2 separate regions of the Homo sapiens genome follow, and region 1 is linked to region 2. Evidence: chromatin contacts called from ENCODE Hi-C data. All regions are on one chromosome and are shown on one strand. The core of a region is the stretch at or near the end of the contact, and the rest is flanking DNA. Distances in the headings are between cores, read along the strand shown.

Region 1 (4,358 bases), core at 1,268-3,767, 53 kb after region 2:
TTGGATCTGTTGGCTCCAAGACGCAATTCCCAGCACTTATTCATCCTTATCTATTTGGGGGAAACTCAGAGGAAGAAGGCATTTTGAAATTCTATCACGTGCTGTTTTTCTTGGCTGGATCAATGGCTTAGCCATTGGCTGCATGGTCTCTCTTTCTCTTTACACACCAGATACTTTCAATTGGAGTTTCTAGTAGAGTTGAAGCTAAAGAACACTGAATGCAAAAACAAAGTAATTCCACTTTTGTGCCTCAATCTTATCATCCCAGTGCTCAATGTATTGGCCTTCAGTGGTTCTAGTAAAATGGGATATAATCATGTGTGGAAAATAGCAGAGGCAGCTTCAAAAAACTCAGGGAAGAGAGATTGAAAGGAGTGTCCAAGATGGGGTACATATTATAAAGGCAGAGGAAGAGAACTACTCTTCATAAAACTTGATTTGGAGATAATGCTACAATTGTGGTGACTGGTGCTAGTAAACAGGAAGATAAAGCTACTTTTCTGCATGCTCTGAAACCTCTCTCAACAAGAAATAATCCCATTGTAAATAAATTTGTTTATTTGTTTATAAAATCCCAAGCAACTGCTTTTTTCTTCTTCTTCTTCTTCTAATTGGAACATTTGGGATTTCAGGTTTTCAGATTAGGGGTAAACATTCTGCAAATATTCCAAAATCTGAAAAAATCAGAAATCTGAACCAAACAAATGACTTTTAACCACTTTGAAAAATGAGAACCTCTACAAAAGATTGGGTTTCAATAAAGGGAAATCTCTTTTCTACACACATTCTTTCTCCTTTAAACATCGAAATAGTCTTGAAAGAATTTTTTTATTAAATTCTGTTCTCTTTCTTTGATTTTTTTCTTAGGTGAAATATTACATTTTGTTTTCCTGTGGCATAATGGCAATGTCATCCTTATCAGCTTATGCTCCTATTCCGTACTTCAGTTGACTGGCGCCCTCTGAGGCTTCTGAGCTATGTAGGAGTTTTTGCCCCCCACTAGCTGACACCAGTACGTTACAGAGTTGCTCTAAGTTGCCAGCCGTCCCTTCTCACTGAGATCAAACTGCTCTCTTTCCTCTGCTCCTGGTGCCTTTTCTCTGCTAAAGGTTGGGAAATGATATGCGTCTAAGCAAGAGTAAATAGACCGTGAAGAAGTGAGTTGTGAGTGCTCATAGTGGTGTCACCTAGCAGCTTTGATATGTGAAACAGATGCCACATTCATTTTGGTGTCTTAGAGGACAGATATGCAGTTGCTAATTGTGTTCAGATCAATTAAAGGATGTGTATAAGTGGCTATTGGATTACTGGTGTGTTGTTAGTGATTTAAATCTTTATAAAACATTATTTCTAAACTGTTGACCAAGCTGCAAACATATCCAACAATATGCATGCTCATTAATAAATAGAAGAGACAGTTTCTACAGTGGAAAGCACATGGGCATGGTATCAAAATGAGGTTTTACTGCTTTTTGGCAGTGTGATACTGGACCAGAAGTTTGTACCTCAGTTTTCTCACCTGTAAAGTGAGATAATAAAATATAGCTTGTGTGGTGGTGGCATGCCTAGCACATGAATAAACACTGAGTGAAAGAATTTCATTAAATGATAACAATTTTAGAAATATATAACCTGATATTAAATATGTTTTATGAATATAAATCATTAGAATACGTTCTTGATACTTATGATAATAAAATTATTTATCCTTATTGATACATACCTTAAATATATGATTATGACTTGCTAAAAAATATACAATTTTCAAATAACAACAATCTCTTAACCAGTATACATTTCCAATTCAGAAATCAAATTCTCAGTGGCAAGGGAAGATTGAGATCCAGAAAGAACTAAGACTAGCGAGCATTCCATTCCTCTAAGGCTTCTAAATTAGAATGTGGGTCTAGGGCTGGAAAGAGGGTGAGATTGAGTATCATTCTTCCAATCTCTTTCTGGCTTTTTGTTCCTGACTTTGAATGAGGGTGATAGTTGTAATTACTCCAGACTTTCTGAATAGAAGTGAAAAGTGAGGTAAATCTAACTTGTTGAAATGGAAATATACCTTCCACTCCATAAAAGATGTCACATCTTGGTATAATCTCAGGCTTATTTTTTTAGATGCAAATTAGTGAAAAAACAATAGCTAACAATTTTGGCAGCCAAAATCTTCATGGTAGCTTCCTTTGAATGCCAAAAATCTCTCATGTATGGACACATATGCCTGCATAAATACATGCAAAACACACCCTCTTCTGCCTCCACATGTCTATGGCAATTTCCAGGAGAAATGCCAGAAGAAGCAAATGCCTCAAAGACTCTGTGCTTTGAGGTTAAAGGTGTGATGCCTTTGGCACCACCAGAACTCAACTTCGTTGTAGCTCTGTGGTGTGTGACGTCTCAGTTGTGATATCCTAGAGCAACCTCATAGCCCTGATCTCCCATTCTGTCCATGTGATTAAACACGCTCTGTTTGGGTGTTGCCTGGTAGAATAATAACACTGCTTAGGTAAGAAGGGTATTGTCCTGAGGTGTGGCGTCCTTTTGACTTCCTCCCCCAAATGGAGCACTTCCTGCTTTCCAGCTGAATGATGAGTCATGAGAAGAGACTTGAGGATGTGACACAGGAGACCAGTCAGGCCATAATTATTTGTAAGGCATGTGTAACAAATCTGCTTTCAGCACACATCCCATCCAGGTAAAGCCAGGAAATACAACGAGGGCTGGAAATAGCTCGTGGCTAGCATCCTCAACACTAGTCATTTAGTGCTTTCAACAACCCAAAGTGCCACATCAAAGTACTCATGTTTACCAGAATTCTCATTGCAGATCTGAATTCTGATGATTATTTCTATTTTTGTGATTTCTGGCAATTGAGAAACATTGTTAGAGTTTATTCAGAGTGAGAGATTTGTGAAGTGTTTGATATATGTCTGAGATAGACCTAGGTATGTGCTATAATGGCACATAGAAATGTGGCCAGGAGCACAGTCATGTGAGAAAGCTCCCTGAGGTATGTAAGGAGAATGGCTCATATTGCATTTTAAATTGTGTTCTTACAGAACATGAGCATTACCATTTATTACTGTGTATGTCAAGAACCATGTTGGGTGTGTGTGTGTATACATTTTGCTGAATCCTAACTATGGGCTTTTGAGGCAATTATAAACATAAAAATAGCTATATGACTAATGCTTGCTATGGGCTTGTCATTATGCTAAGTAGCCATCTTATATACATTGTCTTATTTAATCCTCCTAACAACATTGGCCGGTGGGGGTGATTATCCCATTTTATAAGTAAGAAAATGGAGACTTGGAGAGATTAAGGAGCTTGCCCAGGGTTGTATGGCTAGTAAAGTGAAAGAGTTAGGATTTAAACTTGCTCTGTCTGACTTCAAAACTTGTGATTTGTACCACACCATTTTTCTCTCTTACCATCCTATGATCAAGCATTATCAGTGACGAACCAGCCAACCAACAAACCAAACAAACCAATAAACAAGTAAATAAACAAATAAATGCAGTTTCAACCTTCTTTAATGGAGTGTATGTTATAATAGAAAGGTATTCTTTTTCTATTATCTCACTCTGTTGCCCAGGCTGGAGTGCAGTGGGGTAATTGTAGCTCACTGTGGTCTTGAACTCCTGGGTTCAATCCCACCTCAGCCTCCTGATTAGCTGGGACTACAGGTGTGCACCGCCTTGCCTGGCTAAATTTATTTTGGTGGTAATGGGATCTCACTATGTTGCTCAGGCTGGTCTCAAACTCCCATCCTCAAGTGATCCTTCCACCTTAGCCTCCCAAAGTGCTGAGATCACAGGTGTGAGCCACTCTGCCCAGCCAAGAAAAATGCTTATATTCACTTGGAGAACAATAGCTCAAATATGGTGTAGTATTCCATTCTCACCAACACTTAGGAAAAAATGGAAATCTACAACCTTAAGTTAAATCCAACAAACATGAAGTGCCTACTGTGTTGGTCATGCTTCTTATGAGACTCTGGGGTGAACAATCAAGAGATACTTTGGAAAAGAGCACCCTCTTAGAATACCAGAAGAATACCAGAAGGCTGAGGCAAAAGAGTACCAGAAGGCTAAGGCTACTGTTCTCACTTTAGTCTCTCACATTGCTACATATCATTTCCTACAAGAAGTGACCTGTTGGGGGGTCTTCCCTTTGATATCCTAAAAAATGAAACATGTTTATTTCTCTGTGGATATCATGACGTGAAAGAATATCCTCCTCAAAAATATCTTCCCCATTTTAACTTCAGTACACTTCATAGAAAGATCAGAGTCATGGTAATGGGCCATTATACCACCATGATCACACACACCAGAACACACTGGGAAATC
Region 2 (4,752 bases), core at 423-2,922:
GGTCTCTAACTCCTGGCCTCAAGCGATCTTCCTGCCTTGGCCTCCCAAAGTACTGGAATTACAGGTATGAGCCACCATGCCAACAACAGGACTTCTGATAAACATTCTTAAATTTCCAATGCTGCATTTATGTACAGTCGTCCTGGGGTACCCATGGGAGGATTTGTTCCAGGACCCCGCTTGGATACCAAAATCTGCAGACGCTCGAGACCCTGATATAAAATGGTGTAGTATTTGTGTTACATAACCTACCTACCTACACACACACACAACCTAATACAACACCTAATATATAACCTACACATACCCTCTGTAGATTACTTAATACAATGTAAACAGGATGCAAATAGTTGTTATACAGTGTAGTTTTAAAATTTGTACTATTTTGTATTGTATTGTTTTTTATTTATTTATTCAAAATATTTTCAATTTGTGGTTGGTTGATTCTTCAGACGCAGAACCCACAGATATGGAGGGCCAGCTGTACTCCTCTAAATTCAAGTCCCCGACTTCACACCTTCACCTACTTATTCTGTGGGTTCTTCAAGTTGTCACCAGGGTGGGCACCAGCAGCAGGTACTGGTGAACACCTGGGGAGGTGGCAAGATGCAAGGGGTGTTCCATGAATAGCTGGGATAAGATATACAAATAACTAATAAATAACTCATAAACTCATCATTAACTCATAAACTACTTCTTTCTTAAAGCTAGAGCTTCCTAACCAGCTGATTCAGTTGGAGAAAGTCTTTGTCAAACCTTCCCTGTTAAAAATGTGTTCCATGTGTTGCTAGTCCTGGCTGTGCATGCTGTGCCTTAGGTGGGCTGGGAGGGATAAAAGGCAGAGAATCACTGTTCCAGGTAAAGTTCTTAGTCGCTTCCCCTCCCGCCATGCTCAGTGTGCTTCCTTTTTTCCATGTTCTTTCTCTTCGAAGGGTCTCCCTCTAGTTACCCAGGAATAGAGAGAGCTAAGAGAAGACTGTCAGAAGGACCTGACTCAAGAGAGTCCCCTTCTCTAACTCTTTCAACCCAAAGCCCTCCGTGGGCTCTCCTACTATTTAGGGGCAACAGTGGCAATTTTTTAACAGAGTCATCTCAAATTTGAGTGTAGCACTAAGTACTACGAAATGATTTTTGAGAGCCTTTGCTTACTATGGTGAAAATTACACAGAGGAAAAAAAGCCATCAGTTGAAACCCATCCGGAAAGCATTTTAAAGAAGCCTCGGTTATCTGAGTCATCCCAGAAGTTGTTCTAAATTTTAAGGAGCCAAATGAAATTATTTTTTAACTTAATGCTAGTAGGGCAAGTGTATTTCAGAGGGACAATTATGGTAGACTTCTATTTTATGTGCTGTTTGGGATCCAATAAGCATCCCCGTTTGGCTGGGGTCTGGTGACCTGAGGCTGAGGGTGTGTGGTGGAGAGCCTTTGCCAAGCCTGATGATCCTCTACTGAGGTTAGATGCTCAGGAACAGTCAGAGGTTTTTGAAAAGGGGCTGTTAAAATTGGACAAGGCTGTACTTCGATTTCACATTGCATTTTAATTGTAACAAGACAAATTGCAACACTGTAGATCTGTTCAAAAAATTTTCCTCTCTCTCTTCACTTACAAATGCAGGGCTAAACATTCTTTAGATATTAGCAGGCCTGGTCTGGCCCTCTGCCTAATGATGGGGTTTTTCAACTCTCTGAATAGCCCTGAGCCTCAGATGTGGCATCTTATTCATCCATCGGCCGAGGACAGAGTGAGGACAGAGTGGTCGGGGAGGTGGAAGTATTTGGACCTTTTTATTGCTTTGCTTAAGGGCAAAATTGTGGTCTGCAGTGACCTCCAGTCACAACTTTCTTATCTCATTTGGGATCTTGAGGGAGCAGTTTCCTCTTCATTCTTTCACAGAGACATAAAAGCAAGCGGGTATGACTGCTAAACAAGGAGGCATTATGCCAGGAATTCACAGACTCCACGTGCTCTGCTCCCTAGTGGCGGCTGTGCAGGCCATGTTTCCAAAGGATCACAGGGGTCTTGGTGTGCCCTGTCTGACTGATGATCAATCTCAGCTGTGAGTGAAAAACTGCAATGGTCCCTGGGATCTCAGGCTCCTTCAAAGGGGTTTTTTTCTGAGAGTCACCCTGAATACTGACAAAGTCAAGAGCCTCAGCCGAGAGAGAACTTGGGCAGTTGATTGCCTTGAGGAGGTGCTTGCGTGTGTGTATGTATGTATCTCTGTAGGCATGTTTATGTGGGTATGTATATGGGTATCTGTGTGTGTGTATGTGCTTGTGTGTATGTGTGAGTGTGTGTGTGTGTGTGTGGTGGGAGTGGGTGTGTGAGTAGGAAACTCACAGGGAGAGGAGTTAGGAGAGCAGATCTCTAGGGAGAGGGGCCACAGTGATGCACCAAAGTTTTCGGATGAAATGACCAAACAATGTTGGTGCTGTAGTCATAAAAAAAGAAATGAGAAGAAACTGAGTTTAAGGAGATTTTACAGTAATGCCTTCATGAAGTCTTTTTAGAAATTTCATCTGTACGTGAAGTCTCTTTCTCTCCTGGATTCCCATTCTCTTCTTTCCCATTTCCATTGTGCTACTTACCACATTTCACCTTGATACTTGCTGTAGATGTACGTATCTCTGTATCTCTCTTACCCATTTTTAACTTTGTGTGTGCAGGGACCATGATCTTTATATCACCCGAGTACTTTATTCGCCTGTCATACAGATGATACTCAGTAACGAACTATAGAAATGATTCCTGAGCCTGGAGCGGTGGCTCACGCCTGTAATCCCAGCACTTTGGGAAGCTGAGGCAGGCGGATCATGAGGTCTGGAGATCGAGACCATCTTGGCTAACACATTGAAACCCCATCTCCACTAAAAATACAAAAAATTAGCCGGGCATGGTGGCAGGCCCCTGTAGTCCCAGCTACTCAGGAGGCTGAGGCAGGAGAATGGCTTGAACCCAGGAAGCAGAGCTTGCAGTGCGCCGAGATCGTGCCACTGCACTCCAGCCTGGGCAACAGAGCGAAACTCTTAAAAAAAAAAAAAAAAAGATCCCTGAAAGTATAGTCTTCATACTCAGTAAATACTTGCAGATTGAGTGCATTTTCAACACCTTTCTGAATTTTGTTGACATTGTTGGAAAAACTTGTAATTAGGAAAGAGTAAACATTTCAGTATTCTAAGTGGTTAATAATCATATAATTAAAATAATAACATAAGTGGTAAACATCTTGAGTTTCAAAGACTTTTGCTATATCCATGTCATCACTGACATTATAAATACATGATTTTAGCATACTAATAGTCACCTAACTTCTGTGTCTAAATGTGTGTAAAATGAGATTCTATTTTTTTTTTTTTTGTGACGGAGTTTTGCTCTTGTTGCCCAGGCTGGAGTGCAATGGTGCAACCTCAGCTCACCACAACCTCCACCTCCCGGGTTCAAGTGTTTCTCCTGCCTCAGCCTCCCGAGTAGCTGGGATTACAGGCATGTGCCACCACACCCGGCTAATTTTGTATTTTTAGTAGAGATGGGGTTTTGCCATGTTGGTCAGGCTGGTCTTGAACTCTTGACCTCAGGTGATCTGCCCGCCTTGGCTTCCCAAAATGCTGGGATTACAGGCGTGAGCCACTGTTCCCAGCCAAAATGGAATTCTTAATACCTGTTTTATCTAACAGGGCTGCAATGATCAAAATTTTCAGTAAGTGTCAAGGCCCTTTGAAAAGCTAATAGTGTTATAAAAAGATTGAGATTGTAGAGTACATAGTATTTAAGATCTTAACTGTTGTTATAGAGAAAAAACACAATGCACACCTATCCATAAAACCTCTAAAAGGCATGGAAAAATTTTAGTATATGTTTTTAAGCACTTTACTTATTGCTTTCTTGAGATACTTTTTAAAAAATGTCTTGGTGGCTAATAATGATGATGACGACGGTGGTACTAGAAATACCTTCTGTAGCCTTTTATAATTGATAAAGCTCACATGCATTATCTCAGATTTGACAGTTCTTCACTGGAGGAGATGAGCAGCTCTTTGCAATGCTAAATTACTGTTAAAAAGAGTCAAACTGAACCTTAAAGTCATTCTAATGCATATATATTAAGTGAACATTACACTCAATGTTTTGAAATACATTTACTGATTTTCCAAAGACGTCTGAAAATTTAAAAAACATATTGAGGTAGTTGAGCATTATATACATTCCTATAAGATGACAGTGTTATCATAGTCTGCTAATGTGGTCCATTTCTTGGCCAAGCTTTTTCTTTATAATTATGGGAAGGCACTGGGCAGAGAGCAGTTCTGCCTCCCTCCCCCTTTCTCTCCACTTCTTCTTCCTGCACCCCTCATGTGTGTTGGGTGTTGGAATCTGCTGTCCCAAGAGGTCCCCAGAAGCTGTGGCAGAAGTTGCCACTAAGGGGTCTACTCAGCTGATTGATGAAGGCGGTGGGCACTCTCCACGGTAAAGGGTTTGCAAATATTGACTGTCAGATAGCCAAGCAACGGAAGTCATCGAGGGGACAATGTTTCTTACTGATTTATGGTTATTGTGTGTTCTTTCCCACAAATGCCTTTGTGTTCTTATTTTGTGCTCCACCTAACTCAGGAACTGGCTAATTAGTTCCTAGATAATCCAGAGTTGACTGAATTAAAATTTAAGAGCACAGCAGATGTCCACATTGCATAATGCAGGTGGACAGCACCTGGAATCCAGAACCTTTGCTATTGCCTGGATGCCTGACTTTGAT

What was found. Hi-C counts contacts between places; a loop is a spot of excess contacts on that map.
Region 1: a map of PC-9 shows a loop between it and region 2 (2.5-fold over the local background). The contact joins two enhancer-like sites. A Hi-C loop is called at or near these places in 1 of 168 maps with a recorded cell type or tissue (PC-9).

What each region holds. Positions count from the first base shown.
Region 1 is chr2:172,834,019-172,838,376 of GRCh38, forward strand. All of the region lies in intron 4 of RAPGEF4 (Rap guanine nucleotide exchange factor 4), which reads left to right. Among named protein-coding and RNA genes, the nearest start is that of RAPGEF4-AS1, 100 kb to the left of the region's middle. Within about 2 kb of position 2,518, at least 4 of the 41 ENCODE cell types and tissues checked have a DNase peak (open chromatin) inside an H3K27ac peak, as active enhancers do; they include PC-9, where a contact is called at or near this core.
Region 2 is chr2:172,781,484-172,786,235 of GRCh38, forward strand. All of the region lies in intron 1 of RAPGEF4 (Rap guanine nucleotide exchange factor 4), which reads left to right. Among named protein-coding and RNA genes, the nearest start is that of RAPGEF4-AS1, 48 kb to the left of the region's middle. Within about 2 kb of position 1,673, at least 4 of the 41 ENCODE cell types and tissues checked have a DNase peak (open chromatin) inside an H3K27ac peak, as active enhancers do; they include PC-9, where a contact is called at or near this core.